Linked DNA regions of Homo sapiens: all the other regions are linked to region 1. A link is a contact called in ENCODE Hi-C or POLR2A ChIA-PET data. All regions are on one chromosome and are shown on one strand. Each heading gives the region's core, a stretch centred on a gene start or an enhancer-like site at or near the end of the contact. The rest is flanking DNA. Distances are from core to core; before and after follow the strand shown.

Region 1 (4,189 bases), core at 1,253-3,752:
CAGAGCAAGACTCCGTCTCAAAAAAAAGAAAAGAAAAGAAAAGAAAAGAAAAGAAAAGAAAAGAAAAACTATCTCAAGGAAAAACAAAACACACCTATAGAACCAAGTTCTTCTGGGCCAACAATTTTGCCCTCTCCACAGGACAGAAAGAAAGCTGACTAACATCACATAGAATGACTGCTGGGTAGCACTGAGATCTCAGCTAAGATAATGAACCACACATTTCTAGCGGTACAACCTAGCAGCCAGGATGCAGAAGAAAAGAAAAGGCACATGCATGAACTGATCGGAGCTTGGGGTTCTGCAACTGAGTGGTTTGGAAAGATAAAAGGGTTAAAGAATCATGCTATATACTTTACAAACATAATCTTTAATCTTCTCAGCAACTCCATGGAAACTGGTCTTGTTATTCCTGTTTTACTGATGAGGAAACTTAGTAACTTGTCCATTATAGCAGTTAATAAATAAATCGTGTTGGTCAGGTGCAGTGGCTCACACTTGTAATACCAGCACTCTGGGAATTCAAGGTGGGAGGATCACTTGAGCCCAGGAGTTTGAGACCAGCCTGGGCAATATAGTGGGATGCCGTCTCTACAAAAAATAAAATTAGCTGGGTGTGGTTGACATGCGCCTGTGGTCCCAGCTACTCAGGAGGCTGAGATGGGAGGACTGCTTGATCCCATGAGGTCGAGGCTGCAGTGAGCTGTGATTGTGCCACTGCACTCCAGCCTGGGCAACAGAGTGAGAACATGTCTCAATAAATAGCCAGGTGCAGTGGCCCACACCTGTAATCCCAGCACTTTTGGGAGGCCGAGGCGGGTGGATCACCTGAGGTCAGGTGTTTCAGACCAGCCTGGCCAACGTGGCGAAACCCCGTCTCTACTAAAAATACAAAAATTAGTTGGGCGTAGTGGCAGGTGCCTGTAATCCCAGCTACTCAGGAGGCCGAGGCAGGAGAATTGCTTGAACCTGGGAGGCGGAGGCTGCAGTGAGCTGAGATCGCACCACTGCACTCCACCCTGAGTGACAAGAGCAAAACTCCATCTCAAAAAAAAAAAGAAGTAAAAATAAATAAATAGTGTTACGTGGATTTGAGAAATGTCCAAAACCCACTCTCTTTCTGCATCCCATGCTGCCTTCCCCCAAAAGGAATGTCTGAAAAAAGAGGAATGTACAGTGGCCAAGAAAGACTAATAGAATCTTTGCATCAGTGCAAATCAGAGTTGAGAGTCCTCTCAAGTGTTAACACAGCACTGATCAGTCTGCATTCTCCACCTTAGAGAGATCAGCAGGCAGCCACAAGGTAAAGACCTTGAAGTTAGCATCAGCTAAACAATCAAGGGAAATTTAGCCTTGAAGATTCTTAAAGGCCTCTTGTTTGTGTGATAATTTTTCTGAATCATAAACTGAAAGAAGCAGCATAAAAAAGGACTACTTTATTTTTATTTATTTTTGAGAGGGGGCCTCACTGTTGCCCAGGCTGGAGTGCAGCTGCACAATCACAGCTTACTGCAGCCTCAACCTCGTAGGCTCAAGCCATCCTTCTGCCTCAGTCTTCCGCGTAGCTGGGACTACAGGTGTGCACCACTACACCCGACTAATTGTCTTATTTTTTGTAGAGACAGGGTCTCCCTATGTTGCCCAGGCTGGTCTCGAACTCTTGAGCTCAAGTGATCCTCCCACCTTGGCCTCCCAAATGCTGAAATTACAGGCATGAGCCACCGTGCCCAGCCAAAAAGTACTTCAGAGGGCCGGGTGTGGTGGCTCATGCCTGTAATCCCAGCACTTTGGGAGGCCGAGGCGGGCAGATCACCTGAGGTCGGGAGTTCGAGACCAGCCTGACTAACATGGAGAAACCCCATCTCTACTAAAAATACAAAATTAGCCAGGCATGGTGGCGCATGCCTGTAATCCCAGCTACTGAGGAGGCTGAGGCAGGAGAATCACTTGAACCCGGGAGATGGAGGTTGTGGTGAGTCGCGATCGCACCATTGCGCTCTAGCCTGGGCAACAAGAGTGAAATTCCGTTTCAAAATAAATAAATAAATAAATAAATACCTTAGAACCCTGGATACACACATATCAGTCAAAAAGGTCTGAGAACTAACCAAATCACAAAGTAATGTGTAGTCATCAGTGTGATGCCTCTCTTCCTTTCTTCAGAATCAGTTGACCCACAAAGATACTCACTTCCCCAAGATTCTCACTTTATAAAGCATAAAGACAAAATTTAAGAGCAAAGAAGAAGTTCAAAAAGGTAGACAGCAGGAATAACAGATTTTTCACATTCCAAGCCAATCTAGAGACCCTAATTTGGATTTGGACTTTCCTCCTAAGAATAAAGTTGCAGACAACATTGAACTTGGGTAACATAACTTTCCAGATTTGCTCATTGCATTGGCTTAATTCTGAAGGAAGAAGGCTAATAATTACAGGTTGCTGAAAATGTCTAAATGTAAGTGAAACTGGTAGAGGACAGCCTGGAATAAGCATCAAGGTGAAAGTACTGAAAAGAGTCATCACAGATTTCATCATCTCCATGCTAAGGCAAGGAAAGAGACTAAGTCATTGGCCTAGGACAAACAACTGAATTTAACAGTGTTTGCAGGATTTGCACACATTTGCCCAACCACCTTATTTCCTGGAAGAAGAGATTATAATCTCTTAATTTTCCTCCAAGATATGAACAGTGTCCTTCAAAAACTTTTTTTTATTTTAACTTAAGGAGAGGAGTCTCTCTACATCATAAAGGAGCTTAAATGCACGTCATAAAATTCTTAAGTCATTGCTAAAAGTACCTTACAAAATGAATTAAGAAATCTGCTATGTTTTTCTGAAAGACTTCAGGAAAATCACATCTCCAGCTGGTACTCCAAAGGGGTAAATACTATTTAAATTGTCCTCTACCACATTGTACTGAGGAACTGCAATCACAGAAGAACCATTTGCATTGTCTCTTCTCTCTATGACATCCGAAGATTATTAAAGACTCATTTTAAGGCAAAAACTGAAATTCATTTCAAGAGGCTGAAGGCAAAGGGCCCGCCACTGCAGCCTGCACCTTTTATCAACATGAAATTTACCTCCCAGAAATAGTGTGTGATGATGCTGGAAGTTCGCCCAAGGCCTCCACATGTCTACACTCCCTATAACCTTCAGATGACACAACTACATGAGGGAATTTATCTGGATATTTGGAAATCCAGGCAGGCAACCTGACAACTGAACTTTCAGGTGGGGCTCACTCATATGGCCTGTTTGGGCATTCTAAAACATCTCACGATTTTTCTGAAAATCAGTAGGTTTCCTATCTAGTTCATATAACTTTGTAGTTATTTAGGAGCCAAGTCATTAGTCTTAAAGAAAAACAAAACAAAACAAAAATCACATCTCCCAACCCCAATATCATTACATAAACCAGGTAGCTAAAATTAGGGAATAGGAAACTGGGCCAAACTCAATGACTAACCAGAGCCAGCAAAGTCTAATAGGCTAAAAAAATAAAATGATAGCTTAATTTCCTTTCATTAAAATGTTCTAATTACAGATCACCTTAAAAGGTCATCTGGTTTCTCAAGAAGTGAGAGGTTTTTTTTTTCTTCTTAAATTGTCCTAGAGAACCACCTTGGTGAATCAATAACTGCTACTTTTACCTACTATAATAGCAAGACCTTAAAAGGATTCTTTTCTTTCCTTTTAACAATAAATACTTATAATAGTGATAATAAAGTTCTTTAATTAAACAAAGGTAATACCAAGCTATAAAATTTGCCCATATGACATCAAGGAATAGGAAGTAATAAAGATTTGTTTCTAGATATCACCTTCTGAAGAAAAGCAAAACAAAGTTCACAACTTAAAAAGTAGGGGGGATGGGCACGGTGGCTCATGCCTGTAATCCCAGCACTTTGGGAGGCTAAGGTGGCACGTCATTTGAGGTCAGGAGTTTGAGACCAGCCTGACCAACATGGCAAAACCCTGTCTCTGCTAAAAATAAAAAATTAGCCGGGCATGGTGGCAGGCGCGTGTAATCCCAGCTGCTCAGGAGGCTGAGGCAGGAGAATCACTTGAACCTGGGAGGCAGAGGTTGCAGTGACCCGAGATTGTGCCACTGCACTCCAGCCTAGGCGACAAAGCTAGACTCCATCTCAAGAAAAAAAGAGAAGGAAAAAAAAGTGTTAATTTTATA
Region 2 (4,189 bases), core at 801-3,300, 330 kb after region 1:
GAGGTTTAACTGACCCACAGTTCCGCATGGCTTGGGAGGCCTCAGGAAACTTACAATCATGGCAGAAGGTGAAGGGGAAGCAAAGCACCTTCTTCACAAGGCAGCAGGAGAGAGAAGCATGAAGGAGGAACTTCCAAACACTTATAAAACCATGAGATCTCGTGAGAACTCACTCTCTATCACGAGAACAGCATGGGGGAAATCAACCCCATGATCCAATCATCTCTTTCCCTTGACATGTAGGGATCACATTTTGAGATGAGATTTGGGTGGGACACAAAGCCAAACCATATCATGCTCCAACTTCATGATGAATTCTGATGGGTCAGCGTGAATGCCTGGGAGTGCCAAGTCTCGAGAAGACCTCACCTCTGAATATTACCTCTCTGCTGAGCACCCAGATGTCCCTCTCTGCTAAAAAGACCTCTTTCCTTTCCTACCACTCACCCCAACTTGGCTAGGCTTAAGCATGATTGACAGACAGAGGTTAAGAAACACCATCTGAGGCCAGGCGCGGCGGCTCACACCTGTAATCCCAGCACTTTGGGAGGCCGAGGCAGGTGGATCACCTGAGGTCAGGAGTTCGATACTAGCCTGGCCAACATGGTGAAACCCTGTCTCTACAAAAAATACAAAATTAGCCAGGCGTGGTGGCACGCACCTGTTATCTCAGCTACTTAGGAGGCTGAGGCAGGAGAATCACTTGAACCCAGGAGGCAGGGGTTGCAGTGAACTGAGATTGCACCATTGCATTCCAGCCTGGGCAACAAGAGTGAAACTCTATCTAGAGGAAAGAAAAAGAAAGAAAGAAAGAAAGAAAGAAAGAAAGAAAGAAAGAAAGAAAGAAAGAAAGAAAGAAAGAAAGAAAGAAAGAAAGAGAGAGAGAGAAAGAGAGAGAAAGAGAAAGGAGGAAAGGAAGAAAGAAAGAAGGAAGGAAGGAAGGAATGAAGGAAGAAAAAGAAAGAGAGAGAAAGGAGGAAAGGAAGAAAGAAACAAAGAGGAAAGAAGGAAGAAAGAAAGATAGGAAGGAGAGAAAGAAAGAAAAAAGAAAGAAAAAAGAAAGGAAGGTAGGAAGGAAGGAAGGAAAGAAAGAAAAAGAAAAGAAAAGAAAGAAAGAAAGAAAGAAAGAAAGACCATCTGAGCTGTGAATGTGACCACAACACATTTAAGAGGGTGGGGACAACCCTCACTGGAATTATCTCATGTGTGCAACTGGGATGCAGAGTGGGGTTGGGTAGGAAGCCTGCCAAACTGCCTATGGGAGCCAATAATGGTCACCCGAATAGGACACAATGCTGCCAATGGACTATATGTGTAGTTTCATATGTGTAAAATACATACAACCTTCAATGCATGTTGTTGGTTTTTGCTATAACTCTTGAGAGACTGGAAAAACATCATCTGTCATCATAGGATTTAACCCTTGCTTAAGATCCGGCGGCAGCTTCTGGTGGGCTTCCCTAGTGCGGCGTCCCTGCCCCGTCTTGCTCTGGCCCCTCTCATTCTCTGCTCCAGCCAGACTGAACAGCTCTTACTTCCTTCTAAACGCTTCCAACATTTTAATCTTGGCTCTACCTTGGAATGCCCAGGGTTATGTGACTTGCCCAAGGACAAAATAAGGATGTAGTGGAGTTGATATTCAAAGCCGGATTTATCTCACTCCAAAGCAAGGACAAAGAATTCCCTTAGGAAATCAGCGGTGGCCCATCTATTTGTGTGGAGAAACAAGAGTTGCTTATAATTCTGGGTAGTGGGATGTCCCCATCGCTTCACCTAGTCAACACCTGTGTCTCATTTAAAACTCAATTCAGGCATCGCTGCACTTTCAGTGGGTTGTTTTTTTTTTTTAGGTTTGAAGCTCATTTAACAACGAGCAAAGGGGTTGCAGAGTAAGAACGCTGATGTTTTTCTCTGGGAATAGGTGGCCACATCCAAAGACAAAGAAATGTTCGAAGTCTTTGCATTTGGAGAGAAAACACCATGCCCATTGCTGCAGCCTGAATTCCCAATGAGTAGTGCCTCTGTCTGGAGTTAAAGGATGATGTACCATGTGGAACCAGGATGTGGTAACTCCTTAAACCCTGCCACTCTTTCACACCTTTGATATGACTCATTTTGATGAAATTCAACGAACTCAGAGCACCTGCTCATGCAGCAGAATATTTTTGAGCTAGAAAGCTCCACGACTTCCTCTCCCTAAGACTGCAGAAAGCTTAGCCCCAGGCTATGAAGAGAGCCAGCAGAATGACCACTGGCACCAGAGGACACTGGTCTTGCCCGCCCACCCTTCGCTGTGCCGGCTCCTCACCCCTGTGCTGGGTGCAGTAGAGGCTGGTCCTCCAAGTCTCACTTGGGACTTGCCCAAGTGAGAGACACTAGGGCAAAAAATATAGCCATATATGCATGCAGATATATACCAGCAGAATGACCACTGGCACCAGAGGACACTGGTCTTGCCCGCCCACCCTTCGCTGTGCCGGCTCCTCACCCCTGTGCTGGGTGCAGTAGAGGCTGGTCCTCCAAGTCTCACTTGGGACTTGCCCAAGTGAGAGACACTAGGGCAAAAAATATAGCCATATATGCATGCAGATATATATCAGCAGAATGACCACTGGCACCAGAGGACACTGGTCTTGCCCGCCCACCCTTCGCTGTGCCGGCTCCTCACCCCTGTGCTGGGTGCAGTAGAGGCTGGTCCTCCAAGTCTCACTTGGGACTTGCCCAAGTGAGAGACACTAGGGCAAAAAATATAGCCATATATGCATGCAGATATATATGGCTATACTTTTTTTTGCTGTTGGGTTTTTGTTGTTGTTGTTGTTGTTGTTTTGAGACAGTCTTGCTCTGTCACCCAGGCTGGAGTGCAATGGCGCGATCTTGGCTCACTGCAACCTCCACCTCCCAGGTTCAAGCGATTCTCCTGCCTCAGCCTCCTGAGTAGCTGGGATTACAGGCGTGCACCACCATGCCCGGCTAATTTTTTGTATCTTTAGTAGAGACAGGGTTTCACTATGTTGGCCAGGCTGCTCTCAAACTCCTGACCTCATGATCTGCCCACCTCGGCCTTCCAAAGTGCTGGGATTACAGGCGTGAGCTACTGCGTCCAGCCTGCTGGCAGACCACCAATTCGTATATACTGACTGATGTCAGTTTCAGGAAATCAAAAAAAGTATATGTATATGTATATGTATATGTATATGTATATGTATATGTATATGTATATGTATATGTATATGTATAATCTAAATTTCCATCCATTTCTACATCTGTCCAGAAGGATATTCATTAAAATATTAACAGCAGTTCTCTCTGGATGGCAGGATTATAATTATTTGACTCACATATTTCCAGACCTCCCAAATTTTCCAAAGTTCCTGTGCATTAGCTACATGAGCTGAAGAACAAGCCCAAAGCCCATTCTTTTTTAAATAGCTGAGACTCCAAGTCTAGGGGATGCTCCGAGTGACGGACAAAGCCCTTCCTTCGAGGATGATTCTAGGAAGATCCTGGGGCGTCAGCCTTCTCTGGGCAGCGTCTTTGCTGCCCTCTGCTGGTCATTTGGAAGCTCGGCAAGTCCAAGTCCAGCCCCTTTCTTGTGGAGCAGTTTCTTCTTTAGGTTTGCCCTCTGAGGCCCAATTTCTTAGAACTGTTTTCGTTTTGTTTCATTTTTCTGAGATAGAGAATCCTTTTAAACTTAAAAAAAAAAGAAAAGGGCCGGGCGCGGTGGCTCACGCCTGTAATCCCAGCACTTTGGGAGGCCGAGGCGGGCGTATCACAAGGTCAGGAGATGGAGACCATCCTGACTAACACGGTGAAACCCCGTCTCTACTAAAAATACCAAAAATTAGCCGGGCTTGGTGGCGGGCGCCTATAGTCCCAGCTACCCGGGAGGCTGAGGCAGGAGAATGGCGAGAACCCGGGAGGCGGAGCTTGCAGTGAGCCGAGATCCCGCCACTGCACTCCAGCCTGGGCGACAGAGGGAGACTCCGTCTCAAAATAAATAAATAAACAAACAAACTAACTAAAAAAAAGTTTAAAAGAAAACTTCTAAATGAGGTGGCTCCAGTGTAAGCCTCTTTAAAGCTCTGATGGAAAAGTCATTCTTTTAAAAACCCAAACCACTCAGCCTCCATTTCACAGCCAGAGAGAGCTGCAGTGTCATTGCTGGAGGGGACCCAGGGCGCGTTCA
Region 3 (4,189 bases), core at 1,112-3,611, 280 kb before region 1:
TGACTACCGTTCTTGGATTCTTCAGCTGTGTCCACCAATGTTGTAAACATGGAAGTATTTAGTCATTCCACAAATATTTATTGAGTACCTACAGAGTCCCAGGAACTCTGATGTCCCAGGTGTTGTGTTTGGAAAATTCAGGAAAATAGAGAGTGGTCTCTTTCCACCTGCTGCTCTATGCAGCATGGGAGACAGACAGGTAAACAGGACATTACAATAAAATGCAATGTAGAAACCCAGACACAGTGCTTTGGAAGCATAGAAAATGTATCTGTTAACTCTGCCAGAGGGGTTAGGAAGGGATTAAGAAGGAGATTTAAAGGATGACTAGGAGTTCCTAGGCAAATAGGAGGAGGAAACAGCCCATGCAAATAGCTCAGCAAGGCTATGGCCAGTAGTGTGGTTTGACTAAAGCTCACAATCTGTGAGAATGTGGGGAGAGAATCAGAACATAATCAGAGGCCTGATTATCAGGTGCCTGGCCAAGTTGAGGAGTTTGTACTTTATCCTACAAGGGAGATAAACTTTATCTCCCTTGCTTTATCCGACCAGGAGAAGCAATGAAAGACTTTAATCAGAGGAGTGACAGGATTAGGTTTGCATTTCAGAAGGATTTCTTTTTTTTCTTTACTTTCTTTTTTTTTTTTTTTTTGAGACGAAGTCTCACTCTGTTGCTCAGGCTGGAGTGCAGTGGTGCAATCTTGGCTCACTGCAACCTCCATCTCCTGGGTTCAAGCAATTCTCTTGCCTCAGCCTCCCGAGTAGCTGGGATTACAGGCATTCACTACCACACCCAGCTAATTTCTGTATTTTTAGTAGAGATGGGGTTTCACCATGTTGGCCAGGCTGGTCTTGAACTCCTGATCTCAAGTGATCCACCCACCTCATCCTCCCAAAGTGATGGGATTACAGGCGTGAGCTACCACACCAGGCTCAGAAGGATCTTTGACACAGATATAAAGGATGATGGGCTAGAGAAAGCGAGAGCGGAGGCTTAGAACTGCTTAGGGAGCTTTTCAAATAATTCAGGTGAAAGCTACTGAGGAGTTAATTGTGGGTAGCAGCAGGGCAGAGCTGTTTTCTCTATTTCTAGTTAGGACTTTGGCCCATCCTTCCAGAATTTCAGTGGCAGTGCTTTCAGGGTTCAGGTGAGTGAAGGCACTGTAAAGGTCCTGATGGAATTTGAGGCCAGCCTGGGCAACATAGTGAGACCCCGTCTCAATTTATATTAAAACATAAATTAATTAGAAAAATAAAAAATAAAGGTCCTGAGGGCCAGGCAAAATGCCTCAGATAAAGAAATCATCATGAACGGCACCAAGTGGTTCATTCATTCATTCATACATTTATGTGTTACTAATTCAGCCAGAGGTTTAAAGCACATCTTTTTCATTAGGAAGGTGAGCCTTAAAGGTGAATACTCAAGGGGCCTGAATACTTAAGGAGGGGAAGGGGATGCTATATGCTTTCACTTCAAGTCAGCGGGAAGAATGGCACACTCAAAGTGGGGAGGTCAGCCTGGCATGGTGGCACCTGTAGTCCCAGCTACTCCAGAGGCTGAGGCAGAGGGATCGCTTGAGCCCAGAGTGTCGAGGCTCCAGTGAACTATGACCTTGTTTCTTAAAAAAACAGCTGGGAGTTTATATTCTAGGGATAGGGTGACAAACGAACAACTTCCAAAATGCACAAGATGTATGGGGAACAATTAGTTTGGCTGGAATTTGCGTTGGGGGGAGATCAGAAGCTGTTGAGAAATAAGGCTATAGTTGGTGAAGATATCCGACTCGTAAAAAGGCAATGGGATTTAGAAATTCCTGGGATTCTGTTTCTTTGACTCGGGGTTAGGAAGACAGGGAAGTAACAAGTGCCTTTTTTTTTTTTTTTAATAGTTAAGGGACCTGAGACTGGGGGTGGGGGGCAATGTCATCTGCCCCAGGCCACACAAGTGTAAGATCAGGCATGCATGTCTGCCAAGGTTTCAGTTCAATGTCCGTGCCCCTCTTTTGCTCTCTTCCCAAGGTACAGAGGCGGAACGGCGCGGTGCCCTCGGGTCCCAAGAGAGAAGGGCGCCAAGCTCAGAGCCAGTTCTGTGGAAGGGTAGGGGAAGGCCTGACCCCGGGGGCAATGTGGTGGCGGGACAGTCGTATACACCTTCAGGAGAACCACCTCAGGCTGACAGGCAGTGCGGAGGGCCCCAAGAGCGCCTTAGGGTTGCCTGCTCCAGAGAGCGGGACTCCTGCGCTGCAGCCGGGATACTGGGCGCCGCCGTGCGCCCACCCCCTGCCAGTGGTTCGCTCCGAACACCCCTCGTCGGGCGGCGGGTACTGCGGCCCGCCCCACTTCCGGTTGTTGTCCGGCCCTATATCCGGTGTCCGCCCGCCCTCGGCTCCTCCGCCGTGATGCTGTCCCGATCCCGCTGTGTGTCTCGGGCGTTCAGCCGCTCGCTCTCCGCCTTCCAGAAGGTACGGTCTGGCCGAGCCGGGGCCCCGACGGGTGAGGAGTCTGTTGGCGGGCAGAGAGGCGGCCTGGAAGGCAGGGGCGCGGCGCGCCGGCCGGGCCGGGCACCAAGGGCACTGGGACGCGGAGGCCGCGCGGGCTGGGCGGCCCGGGGCCGTGGTTGCCCTCGGGACCGTTTTGCGGAGCCCAGCGGCCCCCTGCCTTCTCCAGGCAGCCTGCGGGGAACGTTTCCTGCTGTACCCCACCCTCCGCGCGGGAGCTGGGGAGCCGCGCCCGTCCAGATACTTGACTCAGAGTTAGGGAGGAGGCGCGGCGGAGTCCTCCGGCGGGATTCGGCGCCCGTCTCGTCTTGCTCTGTTAAAATCAGTGGGTATTAATGAGTCCCGTTGGGAAGTTGAGATAGTTTGGCAGGCCCAGCGTGTTGATTGGGTCTGCCAGCACGGTGTGTTGCATTTACCTTCGGAGTTACGAGATTCACCTGTCACCACCACTGGGACAGCTTTGAGCGTGTACTTAAAAGAAAAAGCTGGGTTTTTTTTTCATCTTGGGTGACGTCGATAATGTCTTCTTTCTCAACAGGGGAACTGCCCTCTAGGGAGACGTTCCCTGCCTGGTAAGTTCTGCCCTTACCGTCACCTAAAATGCTCTCCTCCTGGGCAGAGCAGTATGTGAGGAACTCGGGGGTGCCTGTGTTTCTCATAATATTTAAAGACAGTTTGGTTCAGAGAGTAGTGAGACGCAATGCTACATAATCACGAGCTATCGCTTATTCATTTAGCTCGTAGTTGAGTTTCTACTGTGTTAGGCACTGTGCTAGACGCTAGGGATACAGGAGTGGATACAGAAGTGTACAGTTCTTGCCCTCGTGGAGCTCCTAGGCTAGTTGGATAGTGTCAGTTGCTAAACAAGCCAACAAAGGCAAATTTTTGTAACTGCTGAGAAGGAAACGAGGGTGGACAGAAGAGCCCTTTTTGAGGAGGTGACTTAAAAGTTATGGCCATGGCCGGGCGCGGTGGCTGACGCCTGTAATCCCAGCACTCTGGGAGGCTGAGGCGGGCGGATCACGAGGTCAGGAGATCGAGACCATCCTGGTTAACACGGTGAAACCCCATCTCTACTAAAAAATACAAAAAATTAGCCGGGCGTGGTGGCAGGCGCCTGTAGTCCCAGCTCCTCGGGAGGCTGAGGCACGAGAATGGCGTGAAGCCGGGAGGCGGAGCTTGCAGTGAGCCGAGTTCGCGCCACTGCACTCCAGCCTGGGCGACAGAGCGAGACTCCATCTCAAAAAAAAAAAAAAAAAAAAGTTATGGCTAGCAGAATGTGACGGAGCTAACCCAGTGAAGCCCAGGAGAAAGAGAATGGCATTCACAAAGACCCTGAGGAAGAAAAGAGGTTGGCAGAACTTAAGAGCTGGAAAAAAGGTGATTTGGCCGGAGTATTTTGGTTAAGGGAGAGAGTGGCAAGAGATAGAAGATGGTATAGAGACTGAAGGAGTTTAGATTTTATCCTAGCAGTTAAAAAGAAAAAAGTGTCATCCATAGCTTTTTTTCTGTTATATGCCTAGCCTAAGTATTTGTTGAATGAGTTGACCTTGTTGTGGGCTTTCTTTGTGCCAAGCATTTATATGAGTGCTTTCTGTGAATTTTTTAGTTAATCATCTCAAAACAGTAAAAAGTATTTTCTCTATTTTACAAATGCATAACCCAAGACAAGAGAGCTTAAAAGCCTTGGC

What was found. Hi-C counts contacts between places; a loop is a spot of excess contacts on that map. ChIA-PET counts read pairs that join two places held with the same protein, here RNA polymerase II (POLR2A). Pooled maps may share reads with other maps.
Region 2: a pooled map shows a loop between it and region 1 (2.0-fold over the local background). The contact joins two enhancer-like sites. A Hi-C loop is called at or near these places in 5 of 168 maps with a recorded cell type or tissue (K562, gastrocnemius medialis, mucosa of descending colon and 2 more) and 2 of 50 pooled maps. POLR2A ChIA-PET finds 5 or more read pairs at or near these places in 4 of 52 experiments (CD8-positive, alpha-beta T cell, activated B cell, activated CD4-positive, alpha-beta T cell and 1 more).
Region 3: a loop to region 1 is called in a pooled map, with 2.2 times the contacts of the local background. The contact joins the promoter of DLST here to the enhancer-like site in region 1. A Hi-C loop is called at or near these places in 1 of 50 pooled maps. POLR2A ChIA-PET finds 5 or more read pairs at or near these places in 3 of 52 experiments (AG04450, BJ and WTC11).

Annotation. Positions count from the first base shown.
Region 1 is chr14:75,156,894-75,161,082 of GRCh38, forward strand. All of the region lies in intron 1 of TMED10 (transmembrane p24 trafficking protein 10), which reads right to left. Among named protein-coding and RNA genes, the nearest start is that of TMED10, 18 kb to the right of the region's middle. Within about 2 kb of position 2,503, at least 3 of the 41 ENCODE cell types and tissues checked have a DNase peak (open chromatin) inside an H3K27ac peak, as active enhancers do.
Region 2 is chr14:75,485,426-75,489,614 of GRCh38, forward strand. No RefSeq gene overlaps it. Among named protein-coding and RNA genes, the nearest start is that of BATF, 35 kb to the right of the region's middle. Within about 2 kb of position 2,051, at least 4 of the 41 ENCODE cell types and tissues checked have a DNase peak (open chromatin) inside an H3K27ac peak, as active enhancers do.
Region 3 is chr14:74,879,555-74,883,743 of GRCh38, forward strand. DLST (dihydrolipoamide S-succinyltransferase) reads left to right here and starts at 2,362. Exons shown (of 15, transcript NM_001933.5): 1 at 2,362-2,462; 2 at 3,037-3,070. The coding sequence starts at 2,400. RefSeq lists silencers at 2,294-2,520, 2,377-2,706.